Linked DNA regions of Homo sapiens: regions 2 and 3 are each linked to region 1. A link is a loop called in an ENCODE intact Hi-C map of the cell type or tissue named here. Cell type or tissue: heart right ventricle. All regions are shown on one strand.

Region 1 (8,000 bases):
GCATTTCTTTTGGGGAAGCTTTCTTTTGGTGGTTTTGTTTATTATACCTTCTTAAGTTTTCAACCAAGGTTTGCTTTTGTTTTGAGTTACTGGGGTTATTTTTGTTTTAAATAAAAATAAGTGTACAATAAGTGTTTTTGTATTGAAAGCTTTTGTTATCAAGATTTTCATACTTTTACCTTCCATGGCTCTTTTTAAGATTGATACTTTTAAGAGGTGGCTGATATTCTGCAACACTGTACACATAAAAAATACGGTAAGGATACTTTACATGGTTAAGGTAAAGTAAGTCTCCAGTTGGCCACCATTAGCTATAATGGCACTTTGTTTGTGTTGTTGGAAAAAGTCACATTGCCATTAAACTTTCCTTGTCTGTCTAGTTAATATTGTGAAGAAAAATAAAGTACAGTGTGAGATACTGGTTGTGCCTGGAATTGTTTATAATGTGTTAACATGATTTTGCCCTGCCATTCATCATCATTACACAAGACTTTGAAAAGCCTTCTTAACAAGCCAGTAAAATCACCAGGACCCTACTCTAATGAAGCCCTCAGGGACCAGGCTAAGGGATTGCCTTACAGGTGAAACCACCTTAGAAGGAGACTCTTGTTTCTTGGTAATAACCCTCCTGGTTAGGTACAAGATAGACCAGTCTTGAGTTCTACTCCCTGGGAGAGCTACTGTTGCTGTTGAGTGTGTTCTTCCATATAGACCAGAGATCCCAGCCTCTGCATTTTATAAGATGAAATGTGTATGAAAAAGAGGGAAATAAGCTGAAAGTTCTGTTTTGAAGTCAACATTTTTAGATGGAACCAAAGCAGCTACTTGCTTTGGAGCAGGTGAACCCTAAATGGCAAGGGATCTGATGTTTCCCACTGGGTTCAGGTCCTGATACCCTAATCCTCAACCCTTCAAGTCACATCACTTAGACTCAATTAAAAGGACTCTGATAGTAGCATTCATCTGTTGAGCACCTGCTGGATACAACACTGTATGCATACTACCTTTTGCTCTCAAACCTTTCAAGGTAGGTATTGGCCTCTTGTATTTTGTAGGAGATAACTGAGACTCAAGACGTTGAAACTATATGCCCAAGTTCTCAATAATCATAAATTACAGAGGCAGTATTTGAGCCCTGGTGTGGCTGACTCCAAGGTCCATACTCCATCCTTTGAATCGGTAGCCTCCAAATTGCTGCACTTGGAACCATGGTGGCACAGCCTTCCCAAGGAGTACCCAGGCATGGGATGTTTAGAAGAATCAATGTTCTCAACACCCATGGGTACTCCTTCATAAACCGATTTCCGTGAGCACACCCCTGAGTTCAGACAACTCTCCTCACTCTCCCCTTTCACAATCATCTGTCACACTTCTCAGAAGAGGGACACACTCCTCCCTCTGTCTGAATCTAACTGTGATGCCCTGCGGTACTGAGTGTCTCATACTGGCCCGGAGAGCTGACTGTGTGCCTGTCATCCCAAGCGTGTGTCAGTGAGGTCAGGTTAGTGGCTTGTAATTGGCCTTGGTGGCCGGGTGCGGTGGCTCACGCCTGTAATCCCAGCACTTTGGGAGGCCGAGGCCAGCGGATCATGAGGTCAAGAGTTTGAGACCAGCCTGGCCAACGTGGTGAAACGCCATCTCTACTAAAAATACAAAAACTAGCAGGGTGTGGTGGCGGGCACCTGTAATCCCAGCTACTCGGGAGGCTGAGGCAGGAGAATTGCTTGAACCCAATAGGTGGAGGTTGCAGTGAGCTGAGATCACACCATTGTACTCCAGCCTGGGTGACAGAGCAAAACATGAACATTAAAAAAAAAAAAAAAAAAAGAAAGAAAAAGAAAAAAAAATTGGCTGTGGTGGAAGCCTTTATACCATGTAAACGAACAAAAGCTATAAAGCAGGGCTTTCTTTTCTTTGCCTTTTTCTTTTTTCCCCAGAGAGTAAATTTACCTACACACCACTGGGCATGGCCCTGGAGTGTTAGAATTCTTGGGTTACTGAAAGGCATGATTTGAAATCCTGGAGCTATATTGGACTGTAATGACTGGGGAGCAAATCTTTTTGGAAACTGGTTTTCCAATTCTTTGCTTTCAACAAAGTTGAAAGAGTTTCTAGTGAAGACAGCCGATAGATTTTTTAATGTGACTTTTGAATATACCAGAAATTCAAATAGTTGAATAACGTTGCTATAACAAAACTCTTTCCAATCTCATGTAGTTGTTACATGAACAGCCCTCCTCAGAGCTTATATCCGTAAAGATAAAAAACAAGAATAGACTCACTGGTGAACACTAGTTCCCTCTAGCATTATGTAGTTTTTATTTATGGTTATGTGTCTTTCTGGGGATGGAGGAGAGAGGGAATAAACTAGTCCCATCTCTTTTAAGAGATTTATTTCCAATAAAATTTAAATTTTATACTTAATAATTATTTGTCAAAACTGTAATATATTTGTGCATTTTTATGAGTTGGGTAATAGTAATTGTATACTCAACTCAGGAACACAAAAAACCTTATGGCCACAAAAATTTACAGATTTGCCATAGATGATCCTGAGGTAAATCAATTTTAAGAAATTGTAAGTTGTAAATTTAGTTGTAAGAAATATTATATTAGGATAAAATGAGAGGCAGAATTATGAATTTGAGGAGAAGAAAAAGAAATGTAAAATGTCCAAGTGTCAAAAAGTAACTCCTATATTTTTCATGTAGGGTATTGAGTATCATGCCAGTATGGTATTTCGATTCCAATGGATATCGTTTGAAAATGATGTAACAAATTTATTTTTAAAATGTGAATTCTTAAAATAACTTGTCAGACAAACTTGTTATTAGCCTGTGTCAGAATTCTATTTCAGACTGGCCTCAAGAGAAGAGGCTCCCAGCAAGCCAGCCAATTCAGTGATTCTTTTTTGGAAGAGACACAAACAGAAAAAAGAAATGGCACCACAACAGAAGAACAGCTCGAGACTGGTTGGCGTGGTTTAGAGAGCTGAGTGGAGACCCTGACTTCTCAGCAGTTCTTAATCCCATTAAAGTCTATCCGGAAATTACCCAAGCATTTTATCAGGAATCATAATTACTTCATGGAAGGGGTTACAAATGACATCATACAAAAAAGTTCTGCCACAGACAGTTTGGGAACAATTTTCTTTCTTATGCTATTAAAGAGTGCATTGGAAATTATATCCTTAGCAACTATTGACATTTAAATTTTAAAAATGAACCGTCATACATGGGCAAGCGTGGTATATGTCTTTCAAACTGCTGACAAGGGGGCCTTCTGTCAAGTTGGGGTGGCACATCGGCTGATTCATCAGAAGACCCCTTCCCGGAAGGCCCCTCCAGGCACTCCTCTGGACTTTATTGGAAACTGAAAAGCAGATACTACCCAGCGGAGTATTTTATTTAAATTAATCTTTCTGTCAGCACCAAGGAAACAAGTAATTGGATAAAAATAATAGTTGTAATAATTACTCAATCTGGGAACAAAAAGTAAAGCCTTAAGGTCACTAAAATGCATTTAAATGCATAAGCTTAATCTTGGCTGTAGAAAAGTATGAAAAGCTAATCAATTTTAAATGTTAACATTAAGGAATCTCATCTGGGAAAAAATGGGGGTGAAAATGTGAATTTGAGGAGAGAAAGTGCCAAATTTCCAAGTGTTAAAAAAGAACTTGTTTCTGTATGTTTTATGTAGATAGTTTTCAATTATCAAACCATTGTGGTACTTAGCTTCCATTGTATACATTTTTAAAGTGATATAAAACAAATCTGGTTGTGATTCCTATCAACATAGGCATGAGCCACTGCGCTCAGCCCTCTTTGTTTTTGTGCTGGTTCCTTTGTGAAAGTTCTGCTGTTGAAGTGCTCCAGGACTCTACCCTCAAAACCCTCTACAATCCCACATTTACTGGAAGAATGTGGAGAAGGCAATGGATTTAGTCACCCTTTTTTGGTGTCCCACCACACACTGCCACCAAGTGGAGGACGGCATCTCAGGTCCCTGGCAACCTCATACTAAGAACGGAGGATTTGCCAGACAGGACCATTTCTGGGCCAATTTGGCCATTCAGCAATTCTTTTTGGAAGAGATACATACACAAAAAACTATTCAACTGTATGCAAATGTATACAAACTGTAAATGTATACAATGGGAATCTAAGTCCCTCAATGATTTAACACTCAAACACCATCTACATGGAAAACACAGAAACAAGTTTTCTTGTAACAGAAATTTGACATTGTTTCTTTTACTCCCCAAATTTACATTTTTTACCCCTCTCCCCCTATTTAATTTTGGGTGCTATTTTTTAATGTTTAAAGTTGATTAGCTTCTCTACTTTGCTACATATGTCTCTCTGGTTACTAACACCACTCTCAAGGGACCTTCCTTAGCAAAGCATGGGCCATCTGCCCTGGTGAGTTCAAACATGACTGCTGGGATTTTTGCCCAAACAACTGAGTGGATAGTGGTGTCATTTATTGAATTAGAAAAGGATTGAGAAAGTGAGGTGAGTGAGGATCAGATCTAGTGGAGGAGAATCAAGAGAAAACTCTTGTCAGTTGATAACTCCATCCTGTATCTCTCCTGAGTGCCAGACTCATGTCTAAGTCTCCTCTTGAATAGATAGTAGGGGTCTCAATCTCGATACAGAACTTCAATCAGTCATCAGCATATGGATAGTATATAGACATGGATTTGTGTGACATTTCCTGGGGAAGGAGACAGTAGGTGAGGGTAGGGTCCTAGAGCACTTCCAACAGCAGAACTTTCACAAAGGAACCAGCACAAAAAGAGGGCTGGGTGTGTTGGCTCATGCCTGTAACCCCAGCACTTTGGGGGGCCAAGGAGGGAGGATCAATTGAGCTCAGGAGTTTGAGACCAGTCTGGGAAACATAGTTAGACCATATCTCTACAAAAATAAATAAATAAATAAAAATTTTAAAAGAGAAGGATGTCTAAGGAAGTAGGAAGCCTTCTATTATGATTATTGTGTCATCATCTTACTTGAATCTCACAGGAATTTCATGAAGTAGATGTGATTATCCCCATTGTCCAGATGTAGAAAATGAGGCTAAGAGAGGTACATTAGTTAAGGTAGGCTAAATTAGGCTGCAATAACAAATAAACCTCCAAATATAAGTACCTCGACAAAGAGATGTACGCTCATGCCATAATCTAATGTAGGTTGGGAAACTCTTCCTGAGAACCTCTTATCCAGGAAGTGACTGAGGAACCCAACCTCTTTCTATTTTGTGATGCCATCATCTTCAACAGGAGGTTCACAAACACCTGAAGCTGTCAAAACAGCAAATGCAAAGACAGTAAAATATGTCTCAATGGGTTTTGCTCCTTCACGCTGAATGTCCCAGCCATTTACAAGCCTTCATTATCCTAGTTGCCCCCATTTGAATGCACTTAATTTTTCGACATCCCTTTAGAAGATGACACCAAATGAATATCATTCCCTGGTCAGCAACTGTCCTGTCCCAAGTGCTTTGGGGCTACTCCCTTCCTAGCCTGGAAGCCACATCTTAGTGACAGGGATCAGAGCCACATTCATGTTTTACCCAGTGTTCTGTATTGTTGTCTGTTACATTGAGATTGACATTAACCCCAGCTCTTTTTTTTTTTTCATGAACCACTAGGATGCCTGTGAAAATTTACACAATTGATTTCTTTTAGCACAAACTCAAGTCTTGACACCTCTGTAAAATTTCATTTTCTTGGTCTCTGCCCTCCATGCCAAGCCATGTGAACATTCTGAGTCTCAATTCTTACCTGTGTCTCATTATCTAGCCCTCCAAATTTGTGTCGTCTACAGATCTGATAAGACAGTCTTCTACACCTTTGTCTAAGTCTTTGATAAAATTACAAAACAGGTCAAGGCCAAAAATAGAGCCCTGTGCTGTTCTCCAAATAGCTCTCCATCAAACACAGACTATAATTTCTTCTTTTTATCTTTTTGCACTTCATAATTTGCTGAATAAAGGCAAAAGAAAGAGCCAAGTCTTCTTCTTTCTCTATATCATCTGTAAATATCTGTGCCTGTTTGTATTCTTTTTGTTGCAAACATATGCAAAAATTCCTTTTTGTTATTTTGCATTAAAAAATGGTAGCTCATTGCCCACCTTACCATACTTGTCATTAGTTTTTTCTGTCTGTCTGTCTGTATCCTGAATCACAGCTATCTCAGCCCACATCCACAATGAAAGCCATAGCCCCAAAGCAATCAGGCCCTGTTCTTTTCTCTCACTGCCTATAGCAGGTGACTTGACTTTAATTACAGACTCCTTTCAGAGTCTCCTACAGCTCCTCCATGGACCCCACAACAAGAATCTCAGAGGGTGACTGTCAAAAACTCTGAAAGGCCTGAGTTTTTCCCTACTTGCAAGTTATCAAGTCGGTCGGCCACAATTTTATGGATGCTGGTTGAAAACGTAACACTCCTGGGGTCAGATTACTCAGTAATTGCAGTTGCCAGAGTTATCAGCATATTTAAGTGGGGTCCCCAAGCCCCAATTCTCTCAGGAAAATGTGGATATGACAGACACAATGAGTCATAATATAGGAGAAGTCTGAATTTAGGGAGCTTGAATCTTCTGTATTAGGCAGTAAGCATGTCTGCCTTTTGTTCTGGAAAGAGATATTATCTCTGTGTTCCAAGGCTGTTCGCTATATACGTGTTTTTGAAAAGAGTCCAGAACAGAGCAATCAGCACCTTACTTACAACATAGACAGAAACATGAGAGATCCATGGAGAATTATCCATCAGCAGTGACACAGGACAAGTCTACTCTTGTTGCATGTGAGGTGATCAAATGCAATGACAGCAAAATATATCCTTATAGGCATTGCTCTATGAAGCCAAATGTTCTAGCCACAATCTCAGCCCTACACCATCCTAGTTCCTCCATTTGGACATATTTCACATAGCAACATCTCTTTAAAACTCCAAATATGATCATGTTTCCCTAGGCGAGAACTGACTCTATGCTGCTGATCATCAAAGTCAACCTTAAGTCCTCTTTTTTCAGCCACCTGCTGTCCACGGACACTGGATCTTGACTATCATATTATCTAAGGCCATTCATGGGCCAAATCAAATTTACAACCTACTCCCAAGACTAGGTCCTTCCTCAGCTTCCCCTTCCTCTTGCTGGTATCATCATTTCCTCAGGTTTCCAGGTTCAACACCGTAGGCACCTCAGCTCACACAGTGCTCATTTTGTGGGTTGATGAATGGATCCAGCCATTTGACAAATATGTGTTGAGCTTCATGCAGAGGGTGGTGAGGTGGGCTCCAGGCTTTATAAATTATTAAGACCCAGGCTGGGTTCCCACAGGTAAACCATAAACATTTCTCTCTCTCTCTCTCTCTCTCTCTGCAGCCAAGCCTTGGATCTTTCTGTTTGGAACACCAGCTTGGATGCTAAGGAGCAATGGATTTTTCTCCGTATTCTTTGTTTTTCCACAGTTTTGAGCTTACTCCATCTCAGAGCCCTGCAGGCAGGTTGGGGTAGAAGCCACAAAGATTATTATGAGTAAAACTCAGCAGCAAGCAGCTCAGGGGAGCTTTGATCCTCTCTCCCAAGGGGAACATCATCTCCTATATCCATGTGGAACCTCTCAGCTGGAGAACAAAAAGAGGAAAAAAGAGGAATAAAATATTTATAGAAAAGTTATTTCTCACAAGCAAGCATTTGTTCTAAGAGCTTTTAGAAATGTAATTATTTTTCTCCTTCTTGGGCTTTTCTGTTTTTAATATGAAACACTTTAAAGTCCCCTGGTTCGATTTCCAGGAAGCAATAATCCATTTTGCCTTGGGTGGAGTTTAGGAGAGAAACTAGGTTTCAGAAGTGAATATGCTTCCACTGAAAATGCCACATGGAGCTCTTGCCTCTTCTTTAATGTTCTTGCATAACAAGAATCCCATTCCCAGGGGAAAGCAGGGTGGACCAGCGGTCTTTCTTTCCACCCTCTACTGCAAGTGTCT
Region 2 (8,000 bases), 95 kb after region 1:
ACCATAATAGAAACAATTCAAATAGAATAAAACCTATGCATTTTTTATCCATATATGTCCAGTCACAAAAACAACTACTGTAGGTATTTCAGAGGAGAGTTAATGTAGAGAATTGGTTACAAAGATTTTGGAAAGGCTGGAAGAGCAAATCGATGAAGGTAGGGTTTTCCAGGATTAGTAACTATAGGGAATGACTACCCCCGAGAACTGGAGAAGCAAAAACAGAAATGGTGTTACTCAGAGTCGCTGGTAGCCAGGCTGTGGCTGCCATCCTTCATAGCATAAGATCCAGGATGAACCAGAAGCCAGTGTCTCCTACTGGCAGACCCTCAAGTGAGGCAAGATGGGAAGGAATCTAGGAGCTGGAACTTGGAGGTTTCCAGCCCCAGAGGCAGAAGGCAGAGCTTAGAAGAAGTGTGCATTGCCAAGAGATCACAGTGTCAATTTGCAATTTTTAGACACAACTACATTTGAAGATACAATGAAGAAGTCAGATGCTTGAATCTACTTTTAAATAAGTTGAGATTTAGTAGGAATAAGACAATGTTCCACTAAATGTAGACACTTTATTTATATGATGTTTAGAAATAGAAGGCTAAATAAGTATATTCACCTCTATGTATAGTCATCACAGATACAGTGACCACCACACACCTATATACAGGTGGTGTGATGTTGTGATGTTGATTGAGCTGCTGTCACTGGCATTGCCATTGCTGACGAGATTCTCCAGGTGGTTGAGTCAACATTTCACAGTAAAAGGTCTAAACACACTATTAGTTGCATTGCTGGAAAATTTAGTGTATACTAAAACCACACCAAAAAGCTTCGTGCTTATATGCAAAATGAAGTTAGGTTTGGGTTTCAAATCATTATAAATTTTTTTTTTACCTGTATGAATGTCCATTAGGATGTTCAAAACTGGGGCTGGACTCGAGTTTTGGAGGACATCTAATTTTTCACTCCTTTGTCTTCTAAATGTCATTTGCACGTTGCCACCACATCCCACTCCCACCTCTCATTATTATGACAACTAAAACTGTCTCCACAGATTTTCGGTCCCCAAAAAAAGAGGCAGCAGTGATTCTGAAAAGACCATTTTTCACATGGAAAATTATTATCGTGGCTGGGCGTGGTGGTTCACGCCTGTAATCCCAGCACTTTGGGAAGCCGATGCAGGTGGGTCACCTGAGGTCAGAAGTTCTAGACCAGCCTGGCCAACATAGTGAAACCCAGTCTCTATTAAAAATACAATAATTACCTGGATGTGGTGGTGGACGTCTGTAATCTCAGTAACTTGGGAGGCTGAGGCAGGAGAATCACTTGAACCCGGGAGGCGGAGGTTGCAGTGAGCCAAGATCACGCCACTGAATTCCAGCCTGGGTGACAGAGCTAGACTCCATCTCAAAAAAAAAAAGAAAACAAAAACAAACAAACAAACAAAAAAACAGAAAAGAAAATTATTACCATCTGTGAAGTGAAAAGCAGGTTAGGAAATAATATTTCAGAATAATTCCCTGTCATTATTTTGAAAAGTGTTTATTCATACATACAAGAGAAAGGCTGGCAGTTGTCTTAGTCCATCCCTGGCTGCTGTAAGAAAATACCATACACTAGGTGACTTATAAACAACATACATGTATTTCTCATCGTTTGAGAAGCTGAGAAGTCCCAGATCAAGGTGCCAGCAGATTTGGTGTCTGGTGAGGGCCCTCTTCCTGGTTCACAGACAGCTCTTCTCACTGTGTCTCAGGTGGTAGAAGGGCCAAGACAGCTCTCCGAGGTCTCTTTTATAAGGGCACAAAAGCCAATTGTGCAAGCTCCACCTCACGACCTGATCACCTCCCATATACCATCACCTGGGGGTTAGGATGTCAACATGTGGATTTGGGGGGAGCATAAACATTCAGTCCATTATAGTAGTGTATAAGCCAAAGTGTGAACATTGGCATCTATGATGTAGAGATTTGAGGAATGATTTTTTTCCCTTTATCTGTATTTTTAAAATTTTCTACTTGAGAAACTTTTAAGTTGATTCAAGGAAAAAAAAAATCTATCGTAGGTCAGGCCAGACAGGTTCAGTGAGGATCCTGGTTCCTTGGACCTGTCATACCCGAAATCTATCAACAGGCGCTAACTGCTTGACACAAGCTCCTGAAACAAGCATTTACTCAGACGAACTCCCAGCAATGCCACCCTCCTTCCTGCACATAAACCCCTCTTGGTCCTTGCTCTTCTTGGGGATGATGAACAGGGTATTTCCTTTCTTGGAAAAGTGCTGTGGGTCTGAAGCAAGCTGTGCCGCATTTGGGGCTTTGTAGCACAGTTTTCCTTAAGTATAGGAACCCTCCTAAACTCAGCACTTTGTGATGTAGGGATATTTCTCCCTCATGCCTGCACCATACGTCTCAGCTATAAACTCCCAACTGGAAGACTCAGTCTGAGGTTTGGATAACCACTCCCCACCCATAGGCCAAGATAAATGCCCCACCAGCAAGCTGCAGAGAGATAAGGGAAGTTGCTTGCTGGGTGCTTGTGGCAGGCCTGGCACTTCGAGCCCTGCCAAGAAAAAACAGGGAAGGATGGTAGGACAGGAACACAGCATGAAGTCATTGGCAGGGGGTCCCTGTATATTTCCAAATGACTGCCCATTAGGATTTAACCTAATACACTGTCTCCAAGCCAGCCGCCAGCCTCCAAGACCTCTGCCCTGCACAGGCCCTTATGTTTGGACCAACAGGCAGGGTGTGGTTGTACCTGAAACACACATCGCCTAAGCCTGAATGCCTGGGCCAAGACTAGGGATAGCTTCCAGATGTGGGCTCCACATCTGGGCCAGCCGTCAGGAGACTGCTTATTTGAACAAAGACTGTAAGTACTCAAAGAGCCCCAAGGTCCGGAGAAGGCTGCCAAGACCTGGCGCACAGACGAGTACAGAACAGACCTCAATTTAAGGTTCCAGGAGAGAAAGAAAGCTGTGCTTTGTGGTCCTGGATTGATACCCACGAAGCCAGGTACTCTATTCACACAGGATGGGCAACAGCTCCACCCACAGGGCTGAAATGCGAGGCTTAGCCTCTAGGATAGGCAGAATTCCGGACTGAGGATGGGCTTCTATTTTCAGCAACCTGTCTCTTGACCCTTCCCCGCTTTCCATATCGTCTCCTAATTGATATTCTCTGGAAATATTTTAGAAATACAGAATTTTGCAACTTTACAGTTTGGTGGGCCCTTTTAGCCCGTCATCCCCCACCAGACACCCATTGTTTTACACAGAGCCATGTGACTCGAGAATTTTCCCCACTGGATAAGGAGAAACAAACAAATAGAGCCACTGGCAGTCGTCTTTGGAAGAGGCCAACAAGATTACCGTGACATGGGGGCAGAGTACCCTACACTCCCGGGAAAGGGCAAACGTACTTCTCTGCTGAGTCGCGACAGGCTGGCTAGGCCCCCTGCCCCCCCAAATTCATATATTAAAGTTCTAGCTGGCAGTACCTCATGATGTGACTGCATTTGGAAGTGGAGATTTTAAAGAGTCAATTAAGTTAAAATGAGGTTGTCAGAATGGGCCCTAATCTAATGTGACTATGTCCTTATAAGCAGAAGAGATAGGACACAGATACACACAGAGAGGCGACCACGCGAAGACAGGCAGAAGGCGGCATCTACAAGCTGAGGAGGGGGGCCTCAGAAGAACCCATTCCTGCCAACACCTTGATCTCAGACATCTAGCCTCCAGAACCAGCCTCCAGGAAATACATTTCCATTGCTTAAGCTGCCAGTCTGTAGTAATTTGTTATGACAGGCCGAGCGGACTAACACGAGAGAGATGCTTGGGGTGTGCTGGGGAGGCGGGTGAGCTGCTTGGCTTGTAAAGGCCCTGGGGGCCAGGCTGGTTGGGAGGCCAGCGTGGCCCAGCGAGGAGCCCTGGGATGGATCTGAGCCCAAGGATGTTTGTCATTTTTTTTTTCAGTTTTGTGCTTTCATTAGCCTCAAACTATGAATAAAGTCCTATTAAATGTCACTGCCTGACCTCTGCATTGCTGTGGGACATAAAGGAGAGGGTCCTTGGCTGGGCATGGTGGCTCATGCCTGTAATCCTAGCACTTTGGGAGGCCTAGGCTGGTGAATCACCTGAGATCAGGAGTTCGAGACTAGCCTGGCCAACATGGTGAAACCCAGTCTCTACTAAAAATAAAAAAAATAGCTGGGTGTGGTGGTGGGGGCCTGTAGTCCCAGCTACCTGGGAGGCTGAGGCATGAGAATCAGTTGAACCTTGGAGGCGGAGGTTGCAGTGAGCTGGGATCGAGCCACTGTACTCCAGCCTGGGTGACAGAGTGAGACTCCATCTAAAAAAAAAAAAAAAAAAAAAGAAAAGAAAAAGAAAAAAAAAGTTAAAGAGGAGAAGGTCCTTGCTGAGGATGGAGTAGTCAAGGGAGAACCAGGTCCCTTCCTCTGGGCACAGAGGAGGACAGTTTTGGGACAGGATGGGAACCTTTGAGTACAGACCCAGGACTCAGGGAGGGACCCACCCATCGCAGGGGCAGCATTCCTGGGGTTTTCCAGAACAGCCAGTGGGCAGTTGGAGGAGTAACAGCTTTCTTCAGGGAAGATGGTGCAGGCTTGTTCTATTATAGTTTGGATAACACATAGCACAGGAATTTCACTAGCTATGTTACCTTAGGGAAGTTACTTAAACTCTCTGGTCCTGTTTTTGAGTATAAAATAGGATAATTATCCCTTCATAGAGTTGTTATAAGCATTAAATGAGACGACGTATAGAAAAGATTTAGCACTTTCTCTTATTCACCAAATATTTCTAAGCACCTACTGTGTGCCAGGTACCATTTTGTGCTGGGAGGCTGCAATAGAAAACAAGAGAGAAAATGTCCCTGTCCTCACAACTTATATTGTTAGAGATGGAGAAACGATGAAGGAAATAAAAGTGGAAAGTGGTTCTAGAAGGAAGAGGCGGGCTGCTGGGTCAAAGACTGTTGCAAAGTCAACATAAGGAGAAGACAGATCCATGAGCAAATGCCACATGTCCTCTCCTTCATGGGGTGTGGCTTTGGGTTTGTGTGAGGTGGGACAGATTGCTGAGCCCCTGCATGAACCAGACCCTAGAAAGGCGATGCACCAGGGAGAAGAGGCTGGAAAAATCCTGCTCATTGGCCCAGGGAAATAATGAGCAAGCTGATGTGTGCCCAGGATCCTGAGTGAGGAAAAATAAATCTCCTGTTTAAAAATAAAAGAAGTTTGGCAGTTCCTCGGAAAGTTAAATAAGAATTACCATAAGACCCAGCAATTCCACTACGAGGTGTGCACTCCAATGGCTGGAGGGAGGGACTCAAGCAGATACATGTACACCAGGGTTCGCAGCAGCATTCATAGCAGCTATTTACAAGGGCCCAAAGGTGGAAACAACCCAGATGTCCATCAGCAGCTGAATGGATAAACAAAACATGGTACATATATTTCGTGGAATATTGCCGAATTTTCAAAAGGAATGAAATTCTGAGGCCGGGCGCGGTGGCTCACGCCTGTAATCTCAGCACTTTGGGAGGCTGAGGAGTGGGGATCCCTTGAGTACAAGAGTGAGACGCATCATCCACATGCATCCTTCCTTTCTGAGGGAGGTCGAATGGATCTGCTTCGGTAGGACGTAGTTTGTAATTTACCGAGCTGTGCTCAGTGCAGTCGAAAGCACGTGCAGTGCGCTCAAGACCCCCTCGCACTCGGGGCACACCTCCTGCCACTGGGCCGTGCTGCCCCCTCTGGCCGGTCCGCACACTGCAGCCCAAGGCGAGACCTCCCGGGCGGTAGGCGGGAAGGGGCAGGGAGGGCGCAGAATTCTGAGGCCTGGTAGTATTGTTTTTCTGACATAAGCCCACTCCTAATTCCGTTCCCTCTGAAATAGATTTGTGAGATATTTACAGTGCTCCTGTTCCCATGAAACCAAGCTCAACAAAAAGAAAAGGAGAAGGCAGCCAATCCAAGGAGCTGCAGCGCCCTCCGTCACCTGGAGCAGGTGCTTGGTCAGGACGGCACGCAGCACAGTTCTGGGCTCCCAGAGCCCATGGGTTTGCAGAGGCCCAGGGTATACTCTCTCCAGAACACCCCTTTTCGAAATCCAGGAGCATACAGAAAGAGACTAACATGTTCCACTACATTTTTAAACCTTTTGCATGAAAATGAAAAAACTACTATATGCTAAATTTTTAAATGTCAAATGAAAAAAAAATTTTTGTAATTCATATAAAAAACAAGGCCTAATCTTCCTAATATATAAAGAGCTCCCAGAAAAAGGAAGAAAAGAAAAAGAAATAACCCAAAAGAAAATCTGGGCCACATTCACAAAAAGCAAACACTGAAATATTATTTTCACCCACAAAACTGGGTGATTTTTAAAAACCCACAGAAGGAAACGCTAAACAGGGAAGCATCCCTTGGAAGCCACTTGCTTGATGGCCCCCACATTGAATCGCAGAACAATTCTCAAGAATTCACTTTTCACTTTCCCCACAAATGTCCTTACTACTAAATGTGAGGAGATTCACAAATATTTCTAGAGAAAATTATTTCCATTTAAATAAACAGAAGAAAAAATAGATACCATTCCTAGATTTTAAAAAATGTTATTAAAGGATAAACTGTTTGACGGTAAGACCATTTTAACTCTGTATTTCAATGCTTATTTAGCTTAGTACTTAGACCAGTGATATTAATTAGTTTTGGATGGTTGTGATAAATGGATGGATGGATGGATGGATGGATAGACAGACAGATAGATTGATAGATTGTGATGCACTAATGAAAAAAAGGTGGAAAAGAAGGGATGGAGGGAGAAAAGAAAGAAGGGAAGACAAAGGACAGAAAGAAGACAGGGGAATTCTTAGGTTGGTTGGATGGATAAATGGAAGTAAGTTTGGGATGGAAGAAAGGACGGTTGGTTGACTGACTGGCTGGCTGGATGTGACGGAATAATGAGTAGGTGGATGAAATGATAGATTAATGGGTGGAATGGATGATGGAAAGCTGAAAAATTGATAATGAAGTATAACAAGACTCTCATCAAGTAATGTGGCTTGTCTCGGTTTAGGGACAGAAGCATTGATGATATAATTCTCTTCTTTTCTAGTAAAAATGGGAAAATTCATAAATTTTTTTAACTAGTTTCATTTACAGCTGCCAAGACATACAGGGCTCTCAACTGAGATCCTGCCTCTTGAGCAAGAGGAAGGTGAAATGAGGTGCAAGGGTTAGCATCTTTACTTTACAGGTGAGGTAACTAACTCAACCTTCCTTTTGAATAATAAATATCCAAGCTATTACAGACTTTATAAAATACCATGCATTTAAAATAAAATTGTAGGCCATAGAAATGAACAAAAGAAGGGAAAGAACAGGGTCATTAAAGTTATTCTATGAGCTAGGACAGGTCACCCCAACTGTGGTTATGGCCAAGGCTAAATTACAGAGTGCAATGCCATCTGCCCCAGTGTTCTCTTCCTGTCACTCTCAAAGGCTTTTTATTCCAATTTATTTTAGGAGTGCCAAAAGGTATGTTTCTAATTCTATTTCTCTCCAGTTCTTTTTATAGTACTCAAGTCTGGGCAAATATCAGTAACATAAACGTGTGTCCTCGTTTTTGTATTTTAAGTCAGTGATAAGTTGAAGTACCCTGGATTTCCTGCTTCTTTGGAATTCATCACCTGCTGTTTTCAGAGCCAGCTGCACCTGTGTGGTTTTCGGAGCACAGGTCCACCTGCTGGACTGCCTGCTAGGCCATTAGCAAAGCCAGTGGCCAAATCACGCACTTGGGCGTTTTTAGATTCTGTCACTTTAGTGATTGTGAAAAGCTCCAGGCTGCCTGCACCCCCTCCCAATGTTTGCCAGAGAACTGGGAGCTGGGGACAGGGGTTCATTTGGAAAATATCAGTAAGAAATAGGAAGTTCTAAAGAACTTATTATCTATGAGGAAGACAACCAATTATTGC
Region 3 (8,000 bases), 85 kb after region 1:
CTGCATGGCTGTGTTGGGCAGATGCATGGAGCTGTGAAATTTGAGAGACCTGGGTTTGAATGAAGAGGCTGACCCAATTCCTGGGGCCTTGCCTCTCTTACTGAACCTGTCTGGATCTCAGGGCTCACCTGTGAAAGTGTGGGAGCAATCCTACCTCACAGAGAGCCGGGAGAGCCTGATGAGGGAATGTGTTCGCAAGACTGTTTCTTAACCATATATCAAAAAAGTCCCCAGTATTCAATATGAGATTAGATTTCCTTGGAAAAACTTATACAGAGGTGCTAGGGTTGAAGAAATTATTTGTCTATTTCTCTGTTTTGGTGGCGGTTTCCCACCTACCCTGGGATACAAATGTTATTGGTGATATAGATACTGTCCAGCCCTCCATCACTGTGTCTCTGCTGGGATTCCATGACCAAAAGGAGAGAACTAGAAAACTATGCTCTCAATAGCTGAGTGCTCTGTGGTCCTGGCCCCGGGTCTCGCACTCAGATTTCACAGTGCATTTGATTCATGGTGCATGCCAAGAAGAACGCTGGCACTTTGGACTTGGTAAATGGCTTACTTGGTTTTCGGTTGAATTTTGTGCTGAGGCACAGCTAATTAGAACCCATCTGAAGATGGCATAAATAACTGGGTACTTCCACAGGCCTCTAGCCTTTAATGTTCCAATGACAGTCCTGACCTCCATCAAATGTCTCCTCTTGCTCATTCACCCCCAGCCCAGGCTGGAGTGGGACATGGCAAACAGCACCAGCAGCAGCAGTAAGAAATGAGACACTCAGGTGACAGCCATGCCAGTGACTATATGTCATGTTTTATTTAAAAATTCTCCTTACCCATTTTCTGGGATAGCCAGAGCAACCTACTTTATTTTTCTGCTTGGTTCCAGGTACGTGGGGACAGATGGCTAATATTTGCCAGACTGTACATATATGTACATAAATACCTTTTCTCCTCTAGCCTTGGGCTTAAATATTAAAGATGACAACCCTTATTATTGTTAGGGATTGTGAGTAAGAGAAAATTCTCATTTTGTGCACTCAAGCAAAATGACTTAATCAATTTCTCCTTGACTTACACAAAGGGAGTCTGAAGTTAAAGTTCATGCTTTAGAAGGCTTTATTGTGGAGACTTTTTTCTCTCACACTGCACATCGAACTGACTTTTTATTCAACTGCTAATGATGTTGGGATAATTAAGATAAGCCTCAGAAACACTGGGTGGAGACAAATAGAAATTCCACTTATATAGTGGAATTTCTTTAAAAAGAAAATTGCCACAGTGTTTATCGTCAATGAATGCATTATGCAATTGTATATCATTGTAAGTCAAGTATTGGTACCTATTGTGTCTATATGACAGTTTTCAATTCACCCATTTCCCATAATGTAGAGTAAATCAGCTCATCTAAACAGAACAAAACAAAACAAAACAAAAGAAAGAAGGGGGCTTAATGGTAGGTGTCCTTTTTTTAGCAATGATGTCCTTTTAGTTACAGCTTGTAGTAAAATTAGAGGGTCCTGGGGTTGTTTTACATTATTTTTTGTTCTGCTTCTTAAAGGTTACTTAAGGTTTTGACTCTGATGAATCTTAGCTTTACTAGATCTGGGTGGCATGAGAAAGAATTTGGGAAGTTGGGAGTGAATGTTGCAAAAAGGCAACACAAAATACAGGATGGAACTGGTCTAAAAAGACAGTGATACTGATGTAAGGGATGATGGCGTCTAAAGGCCTTGCTACTCAAATATGGACCAGCAATATCTACATCACCGGGGCGGGGGCGGGGTGGCCCTCATTAGAAATGCAGATTCCCAGGTCCCACTCCAGATTCACTGAGTCAGAATCTGCATTTTAATGAAATCCCCATTGAACTGTGAGAAGCACTGCTTTCGGAGACATTTGAGATCAGAGCGAATTCAAACATTTTATAAAGGAGAAAATAGACTTACTCAAGATCACTGACAACATACAACAATTACTGTTGTTCTATAATCTCCCCTATCTGTTCAACCTCCGCGGCATCTGTAGTTATAATCCCTATTTAAATTCCTACTATTATTTGTGTTTGTTTTCTTTTCTTCTTGACTAATATTGCTAAATGTTTATTTTGGAATTTTGTCCCCTAGAAAAGAGCTTTTGGCTTTGTTGAACCTCACTATATATATTTCCTATTTCATTAATGTCTACTTTTACCTTTATTATATTTCTTCCCTTTTTGGCTTATTCTGATATTTTTTCGGCGGAGGGGGGATGGGAATTTTTCAGTTGCCTCTTAGGCTTATTACATTTTAGATTTTCTTCTTTCCTAATACAAACATCTAGAACTATAAATTGTTCTCTAAGTATCATGTTAGCTGCACCTGACAAATGTTGATGGGTAACTTTCAGTTACAGTTTAGCTCCAATATTTTCTAATTTCCATTGTGATTTCGTTTTTAATACATTAACAGATTTAAAGTGTTTTATGTAAGTTTCCAAATGCACAAGGTTTTTAAGTTATTGAATTGTGATTAAAGAGTATAGTCTATGGAATATTTACCAAAATTCGTATGTTAAGGTTTCCCACAGAGATGGTGAATTTGGTAGCTTCTTTGGTAGAGCTGTCAATTTTTGATTTATGTGCATTTGAGAGTCTGCTGTTAGTTCCATTCAAATTGAGAACTGTTACATATTTCTGGAAAATTGGACCTTTCATCATTCATTATGTCATGGCCTTTAGTGCTAGTAACGCTTTTTGCCTTAAAGTTTACTTAGTCTGATGTTAATATTGATATCACTACTTAATTTCTCTTTGGGTTAGCATTACCTTGGTGTATGATTTTTTTTTATTCTTGACTTTTAATCTTCCGGTACTCTTATGCTTAAGACGTATGTCTCTTAAACAGCATACACCTACACTTAAAACAAAAAATCCAGCCATGCGATTTTTGCCTTTTTACCAGAAAGTTTAGTTCTTTTACATTTATAGTAATTACTGGATTTTTATCCACATCTTATTTTGTACTTTCTATTTGTTCTACTATTTTGTAGTTTTTTCGTTCTTTACTTCTTTAAAATGTTTCTTTTTTTTCTTTATTTCATTCCTCCCACCTCCACTTATTTGGAAAGTATGATGCAATATGTCTTTTTCTTAGTGGTTACTCTAGGACAAACAAGCATGCTAACAACATTTAAAGTTAATTAATAACTTTATGCTCCTGTTGAGGACTTTAGAAAGCCTTAACTACAGTCATGCTCCTCCCCACTTATATTTTATTCTTGCCCGTTATTTAATCCTTACCTTTCCCTACAAATTAGATATTATTAGGCCGGGCGCGGTGGCTCACACCTGTAATCCCAGCACTTTGAGAGGCCGAGGCCGGCGGATCACGAGGTCAGGAGATGGAGACCAATCTGGCTAACACGGTGAAACCCCTTCTCTAGTAAAAATACAAAAAAAATTAGCCGGGCGTGGTGGGCGCCTGTAGTCCCATCTACTCGGGAGGCTGAGGCAGGAGAATGGTGTGAGCCCAGGAGGCAGAGCTTGCAGTGAGCCCAGATCGCGCCACTGCACTTCAGCCTGGGCGACAGAGTGAGACTCCATCTCAAAAACAAAACAAACAAAAAAACAAACAACAAAAAAACAAATTAGATATTACTATCAATCAAGTGAAGTCACTTTCCTTTGGCTTGAAATAAATCCTTTAGAATTTCCATTAGTCAGAGATTTGTTGTTGTTGTTTTATGATAAACTCTTTATGTTTCTATTTATATTAAAATGTCTTTATTTTGGTCTCCTTCTTATAAGATATTTTAATTCTTTCACATATTGACAACGTATTCTGCTGTCTTCTGGCTTCCATTATTGTGACTAAGAAATCAGTAGTAAGTCAAATGATCACTTTGCTGTGGGTGATCTTTCTTTTGTCTCTCTAGCTGCTTTTGAGGTTTTCTCCTTTCCAAATTTTTGCAGTCTACCCATCTGACAAAGGGCTAATATCCAGCATCTACAAAGAACTCAAACAAATTTACAAGAAAAAATCAAACAACCCCATCAAAAAGTGGGCAAAGGATATGAACAGACACTTCTCAAAAGAAGACATTTATACAGCCAACAGACACATGAAAAAATGCTCATCATCACTGGCCATCAGAGAAACGCAAATCAAAACCACAATGAGATACCATCTCACACCAGTTACAATGGCGATCATTAAAAAGTCAGGAAACAACAGATGCTGGAGAGGATGTGGAGAAATAGGAACACTTTTACACTGTTGGTGGGACTGTAAACTAGTTCAACCATTGTGGAAGACGGTGTGGTGATTTCTCAAGGATCTAGGACTAGAAATACCATTTGACCCAGCCATCCCATTACTGGGTATATACCCAAAGGATTATAAATCATGTTGCTATAAAGACACATGCACACGTATGTTTATTGCGGCACTATTCACAATAGCGAAGACTTGGAACCAACCCAAATGTCCATCAATGATAGACTGGATTAAGAAAATGTGGCACATATACACCATGGAATACTATGCAGCCATAAAAAAGGATGAGTTCGTGTCCTTTGTAGGGACATGGATGAAGCTGGAAACCATCATTCTCAGCAAACTATCGCAAGGACAGAAAACCAAACACCGCATGTTCTCACTCATAGGTGGGAATTGAACAATGAGAACACTTGGACACAGGAAGGGGAACATCACACACTGGGGCCTGTCATGGGGTCGGGGGAGGGGGGAGGGATAGCATTAGGAGATATACCTAATGTAAATGATGAGTTAATGGGTGCAGCACACCAACATGGCACATGTATACATATGTAACAAACCTGCACGTTGTGCACATGTACCCTAGAACTTAAAGTATAATAATAAAAAAAAAAGATTTTGTCCTTTCCTTTGCTACTCTTTAGCTCTATTATGATGGATATAGGATTTGTATATTTCAAAAAGTTTTGGAAAATTTTCAGCAATTATTTTTTGAATGCTATCTATTCTTCATTCTTGTTTTCTACTTAAGGACTCAGATTAGACACGTATTAAACATTCTCATGTTGTACACCATCTTTCTTAACCTTTGCTTTATATTTTCTATATCATTTTTTGTAATTTCCACTGTAATTTCTTCTTTAAACCACAGGTTGTAGAAACATGTTGCTTAATTTTCCAACATTTGGAATTTTTCTAGTTATATTTCTGTTATGCATTTACAGTGTATTATTACTGTGAAGAGAATATATACTCAATCTTCTATATGTTGCCTAATTTAAAAAAAAAAAAATTAGCCTGGGTGCGGTGGCTCATGCCTGTAATCCCAGCACTTTGGGAGGCCAAGGCAGGTGGATCACCAGAGGTCAGGAGTTTGAGGGCAGCCTGGCCAACACGGTGAAACCCCATCTCTACTAAAAATACAAAAATTAGCTGGGCATGGTGGTGGGCGCCTGTAGTCCCAGCTACTCAGGAGACTAAGGCAGGAGAATCTCTTGAATTCAGGAGGCGAAGATTGCAGTAAGCTGAGATTGCACCACTGCACTCCAGCCTGGGTGACAGAGCAAGACTCTATCTAAAAAAAAAAAAAAAAAATTAAAATTAAAATTAAAAAAATTAAAAATGATACATATTTGTACATATTTATGGAGTACAAGTGATATTTTGTTACATGCATAGAATGTGTAATTATCAAGTCGGGGTATTTGGGGTATTCACCACCTTGAGTATTTATCATTTCTATGTGTTGGGAACACCTTTAAATTCTCTCTTCTAGCTATCTTGAAATATATAATACATGATTGTTAACTATAGTCACCTTACTCTCCTATCAAACATTAGAATTTATTTCTTCTATTTCACTGTATATTTGAACCCATTAACCAACCTCTCTTCCTCCCCCATGCACATCCTTTCCAGCCTTTCATAACTATCATTCTACTCTCTACCTCCATGAAATCAACTTTTTTAGGTCCCACATACGAGTGAGAATATGCAATATTTGTCTTTCTGTACCTGGCTTATTTTACTTAACATAATGGCCTCCAGTTCCATCTATGTTGCTACAAATGACAGGATTTCATTATTGTTTTATGGCCAAATAGTATTCCATTGTGTATTTATATTAACACCACATTTTCTTCTTTTTCTTTTTTTTTTTTTTTTTTTTTGAGACAGAGTTTTGCTCCTGTTGCCCAGGCTGGAGTGCAATGGCATGATCTTGGCTCACTGCAACCTCTACCTCCCAGGTTCAAACAGTTCTTCTGCCTCAGCCTCCCAAGTAGCTGGGATTACAGGCATGTGTCACCATGCCTGGCTAATTTTTGTATTTTTGGTAGAGATGGGTTTTCACCATGTTGGCCAGCTTGGTCTTGAACTCCTGACCTCAGGTGATCCATCTGCCTTGGCCTCCCAAAGTGCTTGGATTACAGGCATGAGCCACCATGCCTGGCCACCACATTTTCTTTATCCATTCATCCATTGATCTTTATTTCCCTAGACTGCATTCTAAATTGTTTCACACCCATCTTCCAATTAACAAATACCCATGTTAGCTGTTACCTAATTAGTTACTCCGCTGATCTTTCTAAAAAATGTAATTGTGGCCAGGAGCCGTGGCTCACGCCTGTAATCCCAGCAGTTTGGGAGGCCTAGGCAGGTGGATCACTTGAAGTCAGGAGTTCAAGACCAAACTGGCCAACATGGTGAAAACCCATCTCTACCAAAAATACAAAAAGTAGCCAGGCGTGGTGACGGACACCTGTAATCCCAGTTACTCAGGAGGCTGAGGCATAATAATTGTGTGAACCTAGGAGATGAAGGTTGCAGTGAGTTGAGATCATGTCACTGCACTCCAGCCTGGGTGACGGAGCGAGACTCAGTCTCAAAAAAAAAAAAAAGTATATATATATATAATTGCTATAATGTAATATGTATGTAATTGCTATAATTTTCATTTATTGACGATCTACTAGATTTGTTTTTAAATCCACATGTTTCTGTCCAAATTTCCAAGCTTCTACTTAATTTTTTTCCTGAAATCTACATGGGATTATAAATCTTTAATTTTAAAAGAACATATTAGATGTAGATAATGAGTATTCTTTATCTGAAAATAAGTATGTGAACTTTTAAAAGATCTATTTCTACTATCTGTTGTTTCTGCCTCTTCTCATTCATAGTAACTTGATTCCTCATAAATTTCATAATTTTTTAAGCCACTTATATTCTTTGCAACTTTACCTGTGGGAATTCTTGCAGAACTGAATTAAATTATGTTTTTTTTTCTTTAGGAAGGTCGCTTACTTCTGTGAATCATCTGGAGATGCTACAAACAAAGGATTTTAATTTAAAGTCTGCTTGATGTTTTCCAGATCACACAAGTGGTTAGTTAAGATAAAATCTTGCATGAGGGCTGGCATATGGTTGCAAATTCTCAAGGGATATATTTTTTTCCTTCTCCACCTGTCAGCAAGGCTGAGAAAAGCAAATTTTTTGCTATAAATTTCTGTGCAGTGGGGCTTATGTCTCACTCATATGCAGTGTAAGTCCCAGCTATATATGGGGGCCTCCTATTATATTCCCTCCTTGGGCAGAATCTGGGCTTTATCTCCAGCCCCCTACACCCAAGGTACTTGCAAAGTGAAATCTTAAGATCTGGTGGAAACCCTTAGAGGAAAAGCTAGCTTTGGAACTTATTAACCTCCCAGAGGTCTTGATTTTATTTTATTTTTAGACTTGGTGTATTCCTCACTTATAATCATTTATAAAATTTGGTTTAAAATTTTTTAAAAACCATTTTAGTTGTTCCAGTGAGGACAGTCATTGTGTACCTGACTGCCATATTGCTAGAAGAAGTTACCAGGTATTCTTGAAGGAAAACAGAATTTAAGGGAAGCTGTGAAGACTGCCTATATACATCTTATTGTTGCAGGCTTAGGGCAATGTTATTGTTAATTCAGGATCATAGAAGACCAAGGATACAATAAGTAGGTGTATTAATCCACTTTCACATGCTGT

Evidence for each region. Peaks named below come from ENCODE experiments on the same cell type or tissue, not always from the same donor. Only the 100,000 strongest peaks of a DNase experiment are listed, where the experiment ranks them.
Region 2: a loop joins it to region 1, with 3 times the contacts of the local background. A loop is called at or near these places in 36 of 110 quality-filtered maps.
Region 3: it touches region 1 in a loop (2.4-fold over the local background); 25 of 110 quality-filtered maps call a loop at or near these places.

What each region holds. Positions count from the first base shown.
Region 1 is chr18:63,115,767-63,123,766 of GRCh38, reverse strand. BCL2 (BCL2 apoptosis regulator) reads left to right here. Exons shown (of 3, transcript NM_000633.3): 3 at 1-421. Among named protein-coding and RNA genes, the nearest start is that of BCL2, 200 kb to the left of the region's middle. In heart right ventricle, a CTCF peak has its summit at 3,980 (motif pointing left); a DNase peak (open chromatin) is centred at 3,972; H3K27ac peaks cover 1,648 bases.
Region 2 is chr18:63,020,392-63,028,391 of GRCh38, reverse strand. No RefSeq gene overlaps it. Among named protein-coding and RNA genes, the nearest start is that of BCL2, 300 kb to the left of the region's middle. In heart right ventricle, CTCF peaks have their summits at 3,063 and 5,771; a DNase peak (open chromatin) is centred at 3,023.
Region 3 is chr18:63,030,994-63,038,993 of GRCh38, reverse strand. No RefSeq gene overlaps it. Among named protein-coding and RNA genes, the nearest start is that of BCL2, 280 kb to the left of the region's middle. In heart right ventricle, no CTCF peak of the experiment used is centred here; no DNase peak of the experiment used is centred here.